Linked DNA regions of Homo sapiens: region 1 is linked to region 2. A link is an interaction called in ENCODE POLR2A ChIA-PET data of the cell type or tissue named here. Cell type or tissue: OCI-LY7. All regions are shown on one strand. Links, peaks and the distances in the headings refer to the core of each region. The heading gives the core; the rest is flanking DNA.

Region 1 (8,054 bases), core at 2,111-6,110, 450 kb before region 2:
AAAAAAAAAAAAAATTATATCCTATTTTCAATACATAAATACACATAATATGTATACACACATACCTGAATACAAAGGTATCACACTGGCTTAATCTGTAAGCATTATATTAATTAAAAATTAATAAAATAAAAAATAATAAAAAGTTAAACATTATTTCAGTTATGTGATTAAAAGCATTGCAAAACCAAACATAGGCATACATACAGTATGCATGTGTGAAAATATGTATATGTGTGTAATAAGCCTGTAGAAAAAAGCAAGAAAATAATAGATATGCATTTAATAGTGCGGTTCCTTGGGAGATACGAGGGAGGTGTTTGGGATGGAGGGTGATAGGATTTGGGAGGCACATAAATGTTAAGTGGGTAGCAGAACAAATTAACAGAAGACCTGAGACTGCTATCCTTAGAAAGCCTTGCTCTCAAGGTTGGATCTTGGCTGGTGTCTGGGAAATTGAATTTTGGGAGGATTTCCACCATTGCCTAATAAGAGTATCTCACTGTGCCTGAACTATTTGTACAGGCACTGTGGTGGATGCCGAACATCTGTTCTGAGAGTCTTGAATTTTTATGTAGAAGGCAGGGGGTGCTATGTGACCAGCCCCGTCTAAAAACCATGGGTACTGAATTTCTAATGAGCTTCCCTGATAGGCAACATTTCACACATGTTTTTAAAACTCGGCATTGAGGGAATTAGGTGCATTCCCTGTAACTCCGCTGGGAGAGGAATTTTGGAAGTGTGTGCCTGGATTCCTCCAAACTTTGCCTGTGTGCCTTTTCCCTTGCTGATTTGGCTCTGTATCCTTTCACTGTTATCAATCTTAGCTGTGAATACAGCCAAGTGCTCAGTTGCTGAGTCCTGCGAGTCCTCCTAGTGAAGACTGTATTGAACGTAAGGGGTGGATCTTAGGGATCCCCTTCAAGTGGGTTTTATAGGTGTTCTTTTAAACATTTTTTTGGGCACGGTGGCTCATGCCTGTAATCCTAGCACTTTGGGAGGCCAAGGTGGGTGGATCACCTGAGGTCAGGAGTTCGAGACCAGCCTGGCCAACATAGTGAAACCCCGTCTCCACTAAAAATACAAAAATTAGTCGGGCGTGATGGTGGGCTCCTGTAATCCCAGCTACTTGGGAGGCTGAGGCAGGAGAATCGTTTGAACCCGGGAGGCAGAGGTTGCAGTGAGCCGAGATTGTACCACTGCACTCCAGCCTGGGTGATAAAATGAGACCCCATCTCAAAAAAAAAAAAAAATACCTATTATATCTGGTAAATTCTTTATTGTATGTATTTACCAGTTAACCAAAAGGAAGACAAAAGGAAAAATGAATAGGAGGTACCCAAATAAAGACAGGATATAGTTGTATAGAAATGTAGTCCAGTAGAATGTGGACATAGCAACGGCTGCTAAAGGCAGATCTGTTGCCTTCACCACCATCTGCACCACCAGCATCTGCACATTCCTACAATGGCTAAAACAGCAATAGGGGAAAGAAAATAAGGACATGACCTGTATGATATAGTGGAATTCTCATTAAACACAGCAGGGGCTTTAACTGGAATTAAGAGTAAGATGAGGTCTAGCCTACAAAGCAAACTAAAGAAGCTGTCCATCTTATCAGTGATCTGCTTTTATTTACATTTTTTTAAGAGACAGAGTCTTGCTCTGTTGCCCAAGCTGGAATGCAGTGGCATGATCATAGCTCACTGCGGCATCTAACTCCTGGGCTCAAATAATCCTTCTGCTTCAGCCTCTTGAGTAGCTAGGATGACAGACGTTTGCCACCATGTCTAGCTAATTTTTTTTAATGTTTTGTAGAGACAGGGTCTCACTATGTGGTCCAGGCTGGTTGCAAACTCTTGGCCTGAAGTGATCCTCCCACCTCAGCCTCTCAATGCGCTAGAATTATAGGTGTGAACCACCAGGTGTGGCCCTGCTCTTGTTTTTACCTGGAATCTTGCAACATCAACATCTATACTTAATTGAAATGAAAGTGAAGCAAATCAGGCTGGGCACAGTGGCTCACGCCTGTAATCCCAGCACTTTGGGAGGCCGAGGTGGGCAGATCACTTGAGGTCAGGAGTTCAAGACTAGCCTGGCTAACATGATGAAACCCCCATCTCTACTAAAAATACAAAAATTAGCCAAGCATGTTGGCACACACCTGTAATTCCAGCTACTCAGAAGGCACAGGCAGGAGCGTCTCTTGAACCCGGGAGGCAGAGGTTGCTGTGAGCCGAGATCGGGCCACTGCACTCCAGCCTGGGTGACAGAGCGAGACTCCATCTAAAAAAAAAAAAAAAAAAAGAAAGAAAGTGAAGCAAATCAACAAATGTGCCTTTGGCCAGGCTTTTAAGCTGATTTTAAGGCCACCACCTCCATTCTGGGAAGCCCGTTGAACTTTAGCTTGTACTAAGGAGAAAGACCTGTCCCTGAAGGAGATCCAGAAGAAACTGGAGGCTGCAGAGGAAAGAAGGAAGTCTGAGGAGGTCCAGGTGCTGAAGCCATTGGCAGAGAGGAGGGAATACAAGCAAGAAGTCTTTGAGAAGGCTTTGGAAAACGACACCTTCAGCAGAATCGTGGAGGAAAAGCTGATCCTGAAAGTGGAAAAAATTAAGGAAAATGAGGAGGCTAATCTAGCTGCTACTATGTCTGAAGGAAAAGGAGGCACGCCGCGGAGGTGCGCAGGAACAAGGACGCGCAGACTCAACAGTCTGGCTGAAGTGGAGGAGGGTACGGCATGCTGCACCATCAGTAAACCCACTGCCCATATTATAATGAGTCACGCAGTATCGGTATGGGAAATGTATGACATAGTTTACAAAGGACTCATTAACAAAGCAGAATTAAAATTAAAAAAAAAAAATGTGGAGCCGGATGCAGTGACTCACACCTGTAATCCCAGCACTTTGCGAGGCCAAGGTAGGCGGATCATTTGAGGTCAGGAGTTCGAGACCAGCCTGGACAACATGGCGAAAACCCGTATCTACTATAAATACAAAAATTAGCCAGTCATAGTGGTGCACACCTGTAATCCTAGCTACCCAGGAGGCTGAAGCACAAGAATCACTTGAACCCAGAAGGCAGAGTATCGGTGAGCAGAGATCATGCCACCGCACTCCAACCTCAGCAACAGAGCAAGACTATCTCAAACAAACAAACAAACAAAAAAAAAAAACAAAAAAACAAGGCCGGGAGCGGTGGCTCACACCTGTAATCCCAGCACTTTGGGAGGCTGAGGCAGGCGAATCATGAGGTCAAGAGATCGAGGCCATCCTGGCCAACATGTGAAACCCCGTCTCTCCTAAAAATACAGAAATTAGCTGGGCATGATGGCACGCACCTGTAGTCCCAGCTACTTGGGAGATTGAGGCAGGAGAATCGCCTGAATTCGGGAGGCAGAGGTTGCAGTGAGCTGAGATCACGCCACTGCATTAAAGCCTGGGTGATAAGAGCAAAACTCTGTTTCAAAAATAATAATAATAAACGCTGGGCATGGTGGCTCACGCCTGTAATCCCAGCACTTTGGGAAGGTGAGGCGGGTGATCACGAGGTCAGGAGATCGAGACCATCCTGGCTAACACGGTGAAACCCCGTCTTTACTAAAAATACAAAAAATATTAGCCAGGCATGGTGGCGGGTGCCTGTAGTCCCAGCTACTTGGGAGGCTGAGGCAGGAGAATGGCGTGAACCCGGGAGGCGGAGCTTGCAGTGAGCAGAGATTGTGCCACTGCCCTCCAGCCTAGGTGATAGAGCAAGACTCCATCTCAAAATAATAATAATAATAATAATAATAATAATAATAATAATAATAAAACCACCAACCATAGCACTTCTGCTTCTACTAGATTATGTGCAACCAGTGTGCTTTGGCTTTAGAAAGGGATGGACAAAAAGACTGATCTAAGATCAGTCTGGGTAGAAGCAAAGAGGTGAACCTTAAAAGTGCTGAACACAAATCCAAATCTTAATGTTTCAAGCATCTGTGAAATTGCTCTTTATCAACTGGGCTGAATTCTCTTGTTTACATTCTTCTGATGGAATGAATTACTTATGGTGTCAGGTAGCTTATTTGTGGATTCCATGATTGATGATGTTCATTTTAAGTTCTTACCAATAGTACAAGTACATGATGCGACTGAATATTTTCCCACTTTGAAACTGTGAGCTGGTTGTTGCATTAAATACACACACAAACAAGATAAAAAACACTGCAGACTTTTACTCAAGCTGGTCTTTCTTCCCCAGTGTGAAGCAGTCCTGCCTTTTAACCCTTTTCCCGTTTAGAGAAAAAAGTGCAGCTCGCTGCCAGTCCTCATTTAATTTTACATAAACATGCTCTTTGAGGTTGGAGCAAATCTAACTGATGTTCAATGTAAAAATAAAATATAAAAACTGTTCTTGGAGTTATTTCTAAGCAGAACTAACATTAGAATTGTCTGAATCATCAGAATCATCTATTTCAGAAAAATCGGATTCACTAAATGAATCTTTGTCCAACAACTGTTCCAGAGATGTGAACCTCACTCCTAGGAATGCTATGTTTTCTAGGATTTGACATTTTCAGTGATGGCCAATTATTATATTTTGTAAATGGAAATACCACTACTAAAAACAGAATGCTATAAATAGAATGATGTCTTTTGTTTCCAAAGAATGATGTGAAAATAATAAAAATGAGGTATTTCCTGGCAAAGTTATCTCAGGATAAATGCTGAAGCAACAAGCACTGCCAGTGAGTATTCTCGGAGCAAACAGGAAAAGTGTTGAAAAAAATTATCTGTGAGGGCTGAGCCGTTAAGGGGCTGGGCAGAATATCATGCCAACTAAGGGAATTACCAGTTACCCACTAAAAGTACCCAACTCCCAACTCCTGAAGGTAGCCACCTGCGTATTTACTCTTAGTGCAATTTTCCTGTATGTTCTTGTGAGCAAGCTGTGATTAATAGAGAATTGAAGTTCTGTGAACAACAACAACAAAAAGAAATAGTATAGCAATGTCTAAAATCAAACCAAAGAAAATCACATGAAGAGAACTGGAAATGAACAGGGGAATGAGAAGGAATGGTGAAACCAGAGAAGAACAGTAGTCCCCTGTTATTCACAGGGGATACTTTCCAAGACCCCCAGTGGATGCCTCAAACCTCAGATAGCACCTATATATGCTACATTTTCTCCCTATACATACATACCTATGATAAATTATAATTTATAGGCCAGACGCGGTGGCTCACACCTATAATCCCAACACTTTGGGAGGCCGAGGCAGGTGGATCACCTGAGGTCAGGAGTTCAAGACCAGTCTGACCAACATGGAGAAACCCCATCTCTACTAAAAATACAAAAAACTAGCCAGGCATGGTGGTGCATGCCTGTAACCCCAGCTACTCGGGAGGCTGAGGCAGGAGAATTGCTTGAACCCGGGAGGCAGAGGTGGCAGTGAGCCAAGATTGCACCATTGCACTCCTAGCCTGGGCAACAAGAGAGAAACTTCATCTCAAAAAACAAAATAAACAAAACAAAACAAAACAAAACAAAAGGTTTCCTTGAACACAAGCACTGCAATACCTTGACAGCCAATCTGTTAACCGAGACAGCTACTTAAGTTGACTGAAAGGCAGGTAGCCTATACAGTGTGGATAGCTGGACAAACGGATGATCACTGTGGTGGGTGTGGCAGGGCAGAGTTGGAGGGCATGAGATTTCATTATACTACAACACAGTAACGCACAATTTAAAACTTGTGAATTATTTCTGGAATTTTCCATTTAGTATTTTCTGACTCCAGTTGATGGCAGGTAAGTGAAACTGCAGATAAAGGGGAGACTACTGTAGTCAGAAGTGGCAATGGTTGTGGTCTCCATGAGATGGTCCTCTTGGTTCCCAGCCCCATCCTCCTTCCCTGTACCTGCTTGTGTGCCTGTTGATTTTGTGTATTGTAAGGATTGAGGCACATTTTTTTCCTTATATGGAGAGCTGTTTTTTCTATTTCCATTTACTGAAGACTATCCTTTCCCCATTGAATTACCTTATTACCTTTGTAGAAAATAAATTAACTACACATGTATGGCTATATCTATATTTATGGGATATATTTCTGGCTGTATCTGTTTCTGGATTTTCCAATCTCCTACATTGATATATAGGTTTGTTCATGCTGTAATACCACATTGTCCTGATGCTTTACCTTTATAATAATCTGTTAGATCAGGTAGTAAAATCCTCTGAATTTTGTTTAAAATTGTTTTAGATATTCTAAATCCTTTTCATTTTCATATAAACTTTGGAATCAGCCAATCAATTACTAGGGGAAAGGAACTGCTTTTTTTAAAGATTGCATTGAAACTTTAAGTCATTTTGGAAAAAACTGACATCTTAACAATACTGATTCTTCATTCTATGAATGTGATTATTATTTTGATTATAATTCAAAACTACCAGGCATAGTGGCTCATGCCTGTAATCCCAGCACTTTGGGAGGCCAAGGAGGGAGGATTGCTTGAGCTCAAGAGTTTGAGAACAGCCTAGGCCACATAGTGAAACCCCGTCTCAACAAAACATCAAAAAATTAGCTGGGCATGGTGATGTGTGCCTGTAGTTCCAGCTACTCAGGAGGCTAAGATGGGAGGATCGCTTGAGCCCAGGAGGTCAAGGCTGCAGTGAGCCAAGATTGTGCCACTGCACTCCAGCCTGGGCAACAGAGTGAGACCCTGTCTCAAAACAAAAACAAAAACAAAAACCACTTTTATTTCTTACATTGTTTCTGCTTTGGCCACTGGGAGCACTTTCAGTTGGCGCCTGTGTTGCTTTGACGTACCCTTCATTGCGTGCTGATATGTGTGTTTAGCACCTCGTTGTTTTTCTGGCACTACAAGATGTTCCAGGTTCATCTTATATATTCTGTGTCCCAGTCCTAGAATCGGTCATTTCTCCAAGGAAACCTGGTTTCTTTCACTGGACGGTAGTTTTAGAAACCAAGATCTGGGCATTAGGTGTGCTTATTGAGTATACTGGGGTATCTTTGCTTCTAGGTCATCTTAAGGAAATAGACCCTTGGAAGGAAATATACATATTACTGTATTCCTTCACTTGCTTATGTGTAAACTCCCGCTCCACCAGTGAGAAACCTGGCTACCCTCATCCTCCATTTACTTAATTTTCCAAAGTAATTGAATTTTTGAAGTAATTTGGATATTTTATTCCTTAGCTCTAGAAGTTTCATTTTATTCTTTTGTGTGTGTGTGTGTGTGTGTGTGTGTGTGTGTGTGACAAGAGTCTCACTGTCACCCAGGCTGGAGTGCAGTAGTGCAATCATAGCTCACTGTAGCCTTGACCTTCTGGGCTCAAGTGATCTTCCCTTCTCAGCCTCCTGGGTAGCTGGGACTACAGGTGTGTGCCACCACGCCCAGCAAATATTTTTACTTTTTGTGGAGATGGGGTCTCATTGTGTTGCTCAGGCTGGTCTCAAACTCCTGGGCTCAAGTGATCCTCCCACCTCGGCCTCCCAAAGTGTTGGGATTACAAGCATGAGCCACTGCACCCAGCTCTTGCTCTTTTTTATAGTTTCCATTCATTCCTCTTCATTATTTTCAGGTTTTTCTTTAAATCCATGTATGTATTTAGAATAGCTGTTATAATTATGCCTGTCATTTCTGGGCTTGTTTCTTTCTTTCTTTCTTTCTTTTTTTTTTTTTGAGACAGGATCTTGTTATGTTGCCCAGGCTTGGGCTTGTTTCTGTTGATTTATATTTCTCCCACTTCGTGTCACTGTGAAGTGAAGGGCTGACTTACTTAAGTTTTGGGTGTTCAAACCTTACGCATTCTGGCTGGGCATGATGTCTCACGCCTGTAACCCCAGCACTTCGGGAGGCCGACGTGGGCAGATCACTTGAGGTCAGGAGTTCGAGACCAGCCTGGCTAACATGGTGAAACCTCATCTCTACTAAAAGTACAAAAATTAGCTGGGCATGTTGGCGGGTGCCTGTAATCCTAGCTACTCGGGATGCTGAGGCAGGAGATTTGCTTGAACCCAGGAGGTGCAGGTTGCAGTGAGC
Region 2 (8,054 bases), core at 2,235-6,234:
CAAGGCTTTGAGGAAAATACGAGGATACTGTGGTGTATTTCTGGATGTGTACAGGGGGAAGCAGTTTGAGGAACAAACCACTGGAGTGTAGCATATTTGTGAGGGGATTTGAGGGAGATAAAGTCAGATTGTGGAGGTGGTGGGTGAAGATGTGAACTTTATTCAATAGGCAATAGGGAGATGGTGAAAGTGTTATTTTTTATTTTTTATTTTTTAAGGCAGGCAATAGGGAGATGGTGAAAGTGTTATTTTTTATTTTTTAAGGCAGAGTCTTGCTGTGTTGCCCAGGCTGGAGTGCAGTGGCATGGTCTTGGCTCACTGCAACCTCTGCCTCCTGAGTTCAAGTGATTCTCGTCCCTCAGCCTCCCAGGCAGCTGCGATTACAGGCATGTGCCACTACGTCCTGGTAATTTTTGTATTTTAGTAGAGATGGGATTGGCCATGCTGGTCTCAAACTCCTGACCTCAACTGATCCGCCTGCCTCAGCCTCCCAAAGTGCTGGGATTACAGGTGTGAGCCAGTGTGCCCAGCTGGAAGTGTTTTTATTTTCTATTTTTTTGAAACGGAGTCTTTCTCTGTCGCCCAGGCTGGAATGCAGTGGTGTGATCTCGGCTCACTGTAGCCTCTGCCTCCAGGGTTCCAGTGATTCTCCTGCCTTAGCCTCCTGGGTAGCTGGGATTACAGGCGTACGCCACCACACCCGGCAAATTTTTGTATTTTTTGTAGAGACGGGGTTTTGCCATGTTGGCCAGGCTGGTCTCGAACTCCTGACTTCAGGCAATCTGCCCGCCTTGGCCTCCCAAAGTGTTGGGATTACAGGCATGAGCCACCGCTCCCAGCCTGGAAATGTTTTTGTTAGGAGAATAAGAATGTTTGGTTTAGTTAAATGAGCGTTTGTTCGGTGCATACTCTGGGTCAGGCAAATGTGCACAGACTGGAGACTCAAAGAAGTCACTGTCTCTGCCCTCAGTGACAGTGGCACTGCTAGAGAGAGTGCTAGAGCCTTCAGTGACAGTGGCACCTGCTAGAGAGAGGTGACAGACAGTTGAGCTCTCAGTCTAGCAGGTGACAGACAGTTGAGCATACAATTTCAACATAACACAGTGATTCAGTGCACGTGGCATTCCAGTGCTGTGGAAGACAGAAATGGGAAATATAGCCTCATGTGCAGTCATGGAAGACCCTGGAGGAGGGAGGCCAAGTTGCTTCTTGAAAAATGAGGAGTTTACCGGGAGAATAGAGAGGGGTCTTCCAGGCCAAGGCACAGTGGGAGCAAATGCAGTGTGGTTTTAGGTAGGTGGTGAGAGGTAGACAGGGGAAGTAGGACTGTCTGTCACTCTCTCCTCCCGGTACCACTGCAGAAGCCTCCGGTTTCGCCCTTCGTCTGATGCATCTTCCATACAACAGCCAGACTGGGTTGCATCGGAAAAGCACATCTGGGTCAGGTGCAGTGGCTCATGCCTGTAATCCCAGCATTTTGGGAGGCCAAGGTGGGCGGATCACTTGAGGTCAGGAGTTCAAGACTAGCCTGGCCAATGTGGTGAAACCCCGTCTCTACTAAAAATACAAAAATAATTAGCCAGGTGTCGTGGCGCATACCTGTAATCCCAGCTACTCGGGAGGCTGAGGCAGGAGAATCGCTTGAACCCAGGAAGCAGAGGTTTCCATGAGCTGAGATCACACCATTGCACTCCAGCCTGGGCAACAGAGTGATATGTCTCAAAATAAATAAATAAATAAATAAAGTAAAAAAATAAAAAGCACATGTGATCCTGTGATTGCCAGATAAAGTCCCTGATAACCTCTCCCCACCTTGACCTTTATCTGCAACTCCCTGAGCCCACCCTTCTGCTCCTTTCTTTGGGTTTTTCCTCAGGCAGAGAGGACTCCTGTGCTGTGCACAAATGTGCCCTGCTCCCCTCCGCCCTCTTCATCTGGCTCACCCCTTCTCGACTGTCATGAAGGGTTTAGGGGTCGCTTCCTCCAAGGCGCTGTCCTTGATCGCCCTTTTGCCCACTCCATCAGGGAGCCCCACTCTCCTCCCACAGTTCTCCATGTCTGTGCCACTGCTGTCATCCATGGCTTTGTCATGATTTCTTCGTGTGTAAGGTTGCTCCTGCTATAAAATACGTGCTCCTGGAGGAACCGTGTCTGTTTTTTTATCTCTGAACCCTCGATGCCTTGCTTGAGTTAGTGAATGTGTGGAAGCACCTCTGTCTCGTCTGTCCAGGGATGCTGTCCTCTGTACTGCAGGAAACAGAGATCTTCTCTGAGTCAGCCACCACCCCACTTCCCAGTGTTCCAGGCCTTCCTGCTTCACCCCCGTCTAACAGAACGCCTCCTTTTGCCCTGCCTTGTTCTCATGCTCCCCTTCCTTGTTTTATCAGAGCCTCTGCCTTAGGCCACTATCATATGTGATTTCACAATAACTCTGCAAGGTAAAGATGTAGATATAGCACCCGTTTGTTGGATGAGTAAATAGACCCTTAGGAGAAGTATATTTCTTTTCTTTTTCTTTCTTTTTTTTTTTTAGAATTAAAAATTTTTTTAAAAAATAGAGACGAGGTCTCGCTATGTTGCCCAGGTTGGTCTCGAACTCCTGGGTGCAAGCGATCCTCCTGTCTCGGCCTCTCAAAGTGCTGGGATTATAGGAGTGAGCCACTGCACCCAGACGAGAAGTACATTTTCCGTATAAGTACCGTGCACTAACTGATTGCGCCACTGGAGCACCAAGAAGTGCATTTGCTAATGTCACACAGCTGGTAAGTGGTAGAGCTGGGATTTGGACACAAATCTTTGCTCCTAATTCATAGGCGCTACTGCTCCGTAAGACTTGGGTAAATCAGATGGTGCTTTGCTTGCTAACTAAACCAGGTGATGAATTGTTTTGTGTGGAATAGAATCCTTGATTTACTTGTTTTTATAACTTGGATTTTTCAGGTCGATTTGATGGGAATTACATTGATTATAAAACTGAGTGAATTTTTGGGTATGGGAATTATATCTCAAAGGAAAACAGAACAAAACCGAATCTCTCTACTTTAGCTGGTTGTTCTAAATACTGTTAAACTTGAGTGTCATCTATGTCACTAGCTGGTTCTTCTGTGAAGATAGGTTTTAGTATTTGGAAAGCATGGAACGGGAGTTTTTCAGCTTCTTACACCAAGAAAGAAACATGAATTATCTTATGGGACAAACCTAGTAATAGGCAAATGACTACTGCGATTAAATGACTAAATGGCAGAAAATATTTTTCTAGGACTGCTGGGTGTGGCAGGAATGTACTTGTCATCTTTTAAAAAAAAATCATTATTCATTTGTTATTTTTAGCATTAGGCTTCATCCCTCTCCCTCCCACTTTACTACAGGAGACCATAACCTTTCTGAGTTCATTAAATCAGTAAAGCTGTGTTAGCAATAAAGAGGAAAATTTTGCATTGAATTTGTGCCAATGTTTAAAAATGGGAGTGTTCCCCTGTAATTTTGTTATTAGTAACTTCCTTTCACAATGAAAGATAATGAAAACCTTCTCAGAGTGAGTTTTTTTCAGTCTTGTCTTTTTTATGTTTTGAGCATGGGCATTAAAAGAAACAAAAGCTCAATCTATATAGAAGTTATGTTTTTTACTTTTTTTTTTTTGACAGGGTCTCACTCTGTTGCCCAGGCTGGAGTGTGCAGTGGCCCTGTCTCGGCTCACTGCAGCCTCAACCTCCTGGGCTCAAGCTATCCTCCCACCTCTGCCTCCCACATAGATGGGGCTACAGGTGTGCACCAACCACACCTGGCTGAGTTTTGTGTTTTTTTATAGAGACGGGGTTTCACCACGTTGACCAGGCTGCAAGTGTTTTTTTTTTTCTTTTTATATCATATCTTGATGTTTATCTTTAAATAATAAGGAAACATCTAGAAACTTATCAGTATTTAAAGAATTTAGGAAAAGGGGGTGGGATGTCTTGGATTAAAAGGAACTGATTTTAGGCATTCTAGTTTTTGATGTTAGAAAAAAATATCTCCAGAAACACCTTGATAAATGTGGTCAGGTAATACATTACTATTTTGGTGATTATTATCATTGAACTGTACTGAATCTCTAAACTAACATACATAATAGCTAAAAGATTGTCTTTTTTTCCTTTACCCTTTAAAATATGTATCTTTGTCTTTCTTTTATGTCACCTTCTGAAGAATTGTTATAAAATGTTTTTCTTTCAAGTTAACATTACTTTAAATTTGGGCTGGCTTTGAATGTCAAGGCTGGTAGGATATTGAAATGTAAAGTGTTCAATATGAATAGGGCCACTGAGTGAGAGTGTGGTAGTCTTACCTCCTTCTCTGTAGAATACCTGGGGGTATATGGGCAGACATAAAGTGGACAGGTAAAAATGTAAATGAAAGTTGCTAAGGTCACTATGAGGATAGTGCACAGGTATCTTCCTATGAGTCAGAAGACCTGGGAATCAGGGGCCCCGTTATAGCTACTTGAGAGGGTCCCTGTCCCCTACATGTTGTTCACATCAGAATCGGCTTTGGGTCTGCTAGTCTGGTAGGGTGAGCTTTTTACATGACTGGTCAAATTGCTTCTCTTCTGGACTTAAGTCTCAACTGCTGAGAAATGAAGGTATGGTAATACCAAGTCCCTTGCAATTTCATTGTGAATGTTAACAGCCTTTCTAAATACTATAAGGTCTGTTGTGAGCCTTTGGGTCCAGCACTTGTACCTCTTCTTCCCTCTAAGGAACCCGAGCTTCTGAATCAGGGGCCTCACCGTACTTTTACTTGAATACTCTTTCAAGTTCCTCTCTACAACTTTGCTGAGTCTGTGGAAAGAAAAGTCAAATATTTCATATTGATTATTTAACCACAGATCTTCATTTAAGCTCTGGAACTGATTCTTTCTATAAAGAACCATGACCTTAAAAATAAGATGACTATGATCTTTCAATATGGAATAGATACGTGAGTAAAGATGGCTTACTCTGCCACAAAGATCTATAGGGATGAAGGCTGTATATAAGTCAGGGGTCTCCAGAGAAACAGAAACAGTAGGATGTGTGTATACCTGAAGAGGTGTGTGTGTATGTGTTTGTGTAGGGAGAGAATGAGAGAAATTTATTATAAGAAATAGGCTCATGCAGTTATGGAGAAGAGCAAGTCCCAAGATCTGCAGGGTAAGTCAGTAAGCTGGAGACCTGGGAGAGACAATGGTATAGTTCCAGTCTGAGTCTAAGGCATGAGAATGAAGACAGCTGATGGTGTAGTTCTAGGCTGAAGACTGGTAGGCTCAAGATTGAGGAAGAGCCCATGTTTTGTTCAAGTCCAAAGCCAAGGGGGAAAAAAAGCCAGTGTCCCAGTTTGAAGGCTGTCAGGCAGGAGGAGTTCTCTCTTACTTGAGGGGGTGTCAGCCTTTTTGTCCTCTTCAGGTGGTCAACAGATTGGATGAGGCCCACCCACATTAGGGAAGGCAATCCGCATTACTCAGTCTACCCATTTAAATGTTAATATCTCCCAGAACATCCTTGGAGACACACCCAGAATAATGTTTGACTAAATACCTGGTCACCCCGTGGCCCAATCAAGTTGGTACATAATATTAACCATTACGCGGGTGGATCGCTTTGAACTCAGGAGTTTGAGACCAGCCTGGGCAACATAGTAAAACCCTGTCTCTACAAAAAAAATGCAAAAATTAGCCAAGCATGGTGGCATGCACTTGTGGTCTTGAGAGGCTGAGTTGGGAGGATCACTTGAGCGCAGGAAGCAGAGGTTGCAGTGAGCCAACAATGTACCACTGCATCCCCAGCTGGGGTATCAGAGTGAGACCATGTCTCAAAACAAAAACAAAAACAAACAAACAAACAAAAAATCACTCCAGTCAGGATAAGGTTAAGAAGGATAAGGAACATTGTTGAAATAGAGAAGTCATAAGGTTACTTTTCCTTTGCATTTTCTACTAAATTAAATTTTAAATGAACTTTACAGTGTACAGTTTATTGAGATACTGGTTGTCTTGAAACTTAATAAGATACAATCAAGACAACAAACGTCTTGATTTTTATAAGGTCTCCTTTGGGCTATTGGGGTGTCCCAGCCCTGTTGACTTTCCAACAAACCTAAGCATCTGGGTCCATGTTCTCCCTCTGAATTCACCTGTATTTTGTCCCAAGATTTGGGTGGAGAGGTCTATGAGTGCTGAAGATTATTAAAGTGTTTCTGATAAAACTTTATGATTCCCTGTGTATCCCTGTGTGCTCATTCCCGATCTGAGCCGGGGTATCGGGTCTCACTCTGATAACCCCAGCTGGGGATGCAGTGGCACATTGTTGGCTCACTGCAACCTCTGCTTCCTGTGCTCAAGTGATCCTCCCAACTCAGCCTCTCAAGACCACAAGTGCATGCCACCATGCTTGGCTAATTTTTGCATTTTTTTGTAGAGACAGGGTTTCACCATGTTGCCCAGGCTGGTCTCAAACTGTCTTTACCTCTCAGTACTGCTTTGATGTGTAGTCACATAAGTACATTAAATAGTGCTGTTAAAAATACTTTTAAAACTACAGGATTCAGTGCAAATACAAGAGATTGTCTTCTTCCCCAACCTGTGGTGATTGGCATAGACCTGAATTTTATTTTATTTTGTCTTTTTTTTTTTTTTTCTGAGATGGAGTCTCACTCTGTTGCCCAGGCTGGAGTGCAGTGGTGCGATCTCAGCTCACTGCAGCCTCCACCTCCGGGGTTCAAGCAATTCTCCTGCCTCAGCTTCCTGAGTAGCTGGGATTACAGGCGTGTGCCACCACACCTGGCTAATGTTTTTTTTTTTTTGTATTTTTAGTAGAGATGGGGTTTCACCATGTTGGTCAGGCTGGTCTTGAACTCCTGACCTCCAATGATCTGCCCGCATCGGCCTCCCGAAGTGCTGGGATTACAGACGTGAGCCATCACTCCCGGCCTTTTTTGTCTTTTTAATCCACCATGGATTGCATGGGCATCTTTACCTTCTGGTATCCAGTGACTCATTCATTTTCTTTTTCTTTCCTTTTTTTCTTTTTGGAGACAGTCTCGCTCTGTCACCCAGGCTGGACTGCAATGGCGTGATCTCAATTCACTGCAGCCTCCACCTCTTGGGTTCAAGAGATCCTCCCACCTCAGCCTCTCAAGTAGCTGGGACTACAGGCATGCACCACCATGCCTGGCTAATTTCTGTATTTTTTGTAGAGACAGGATTTCGCCATGTTGCCCAGGCTGGTCTCAAACTCCTGGGCTCAAGCAGTCTGCCCACCTCGGCCTCTCCAAGTGCTGGGATTACAGGCATGAGCCACTGTGCCTTGCCGACTCATTCATTTTCTTTCCTCTTATATCTTCACCCTCCATACAACCTTCAGAAAATATCTGATAAACTGTTTTACAGTGAGGCATAAATGAGTGTGATAAACTTTAATGCATTATCCAATCTAGAAATATCTACATATTATTAGAAGACAAAGGAATCCATCTATAATTGTGGACTTTCAGGAATCATCTGGAGAGAAGATGTTTGGGAAACAGAACTGAGATGATAGTTTTTACTGAACCTTAAGTAAGGTGTCAGTTTGTGCCCATCCATCACTCTGAAATCTGGAATTCTCTAATATGGCAGGACCAGGAAGAGACTTGCAGTTTCAATTTGAACTGTCTTGTTAGCGTAGAACAGGAGTCATCAGTAATAAGGCCATGCACCAGAATCCCAGAAGGTGCTCATGAAATGTAAACTTTCCTAGGCCTCAGACCTAATGGATAAAATCTTCAGGCGTAGGACCTGGGCATCTGCATTTTTAAAAGCCAACAGGTCATTCTGTCCATTCAAGGCTGATACCAGTAGGCCACCACGTTGCTAATAGGGGTATACAGGATCTTGAGTGAGGTTAAATTCTTTATGGATGTTGACATTGTTTCAATGCACCTTGGAATGTCACTGTTTTGCTGACAAATGATGATGATTAAGAAATTCTTTGTTTAGATCTTGTGACTGTTTTTCTTTCATGCAGAAAAGTTGTGCAGCGACCAACCTAAGAAATAGCTAC

Evidence for each region. Peaks named below come from ENCODE experiments on the same cell type or tissue, not always from the same donor. Only the 100,000 strongest peaks of a DNase experiment are listed, where the experiment ranks them.
Region 1: POLR2A ChIA-PET joins it to region 2 with 7 read pairs; 4 of 35 experiments call an interaction of 5 or more read pairs at or near these places.

Annotation. Positions count from the first base shown.
Region 1 is chr6:154,705,077-154,713,130 of GRCh38, forward strand. It overlaps the pseudogene LOC646274. Among named protein-coding and RNA genes, the nearest start is that of SCAF8, 24 kb to the right of the region's middle. RefSeq lists an enhancer at 2,125-3,324 and a silencer at 7,183-7,399. In OCI-LY7, for the core only: no CTCF peak of the experiment used is centred there; no DNase peak of the experiment used is centred there.
Region 2 is chr6:155,154,934-155,162,987 of GRCh38, forward strand. The region is part of intron 7 of TIAM2 (TIAM Rac1 associated GEF 2); the gene reads left to right. Among named protein-coding and RNA genes, the nearest start is that of CLDN20, 110 kb to the right of the region's middle. RefSeq lists an enhancer at 4,661-4,830. In OCI-LY7, for the core only: no CTCF peak of the experiment used is centred there; a DNase peak (open chromatin) is centred at 3,758.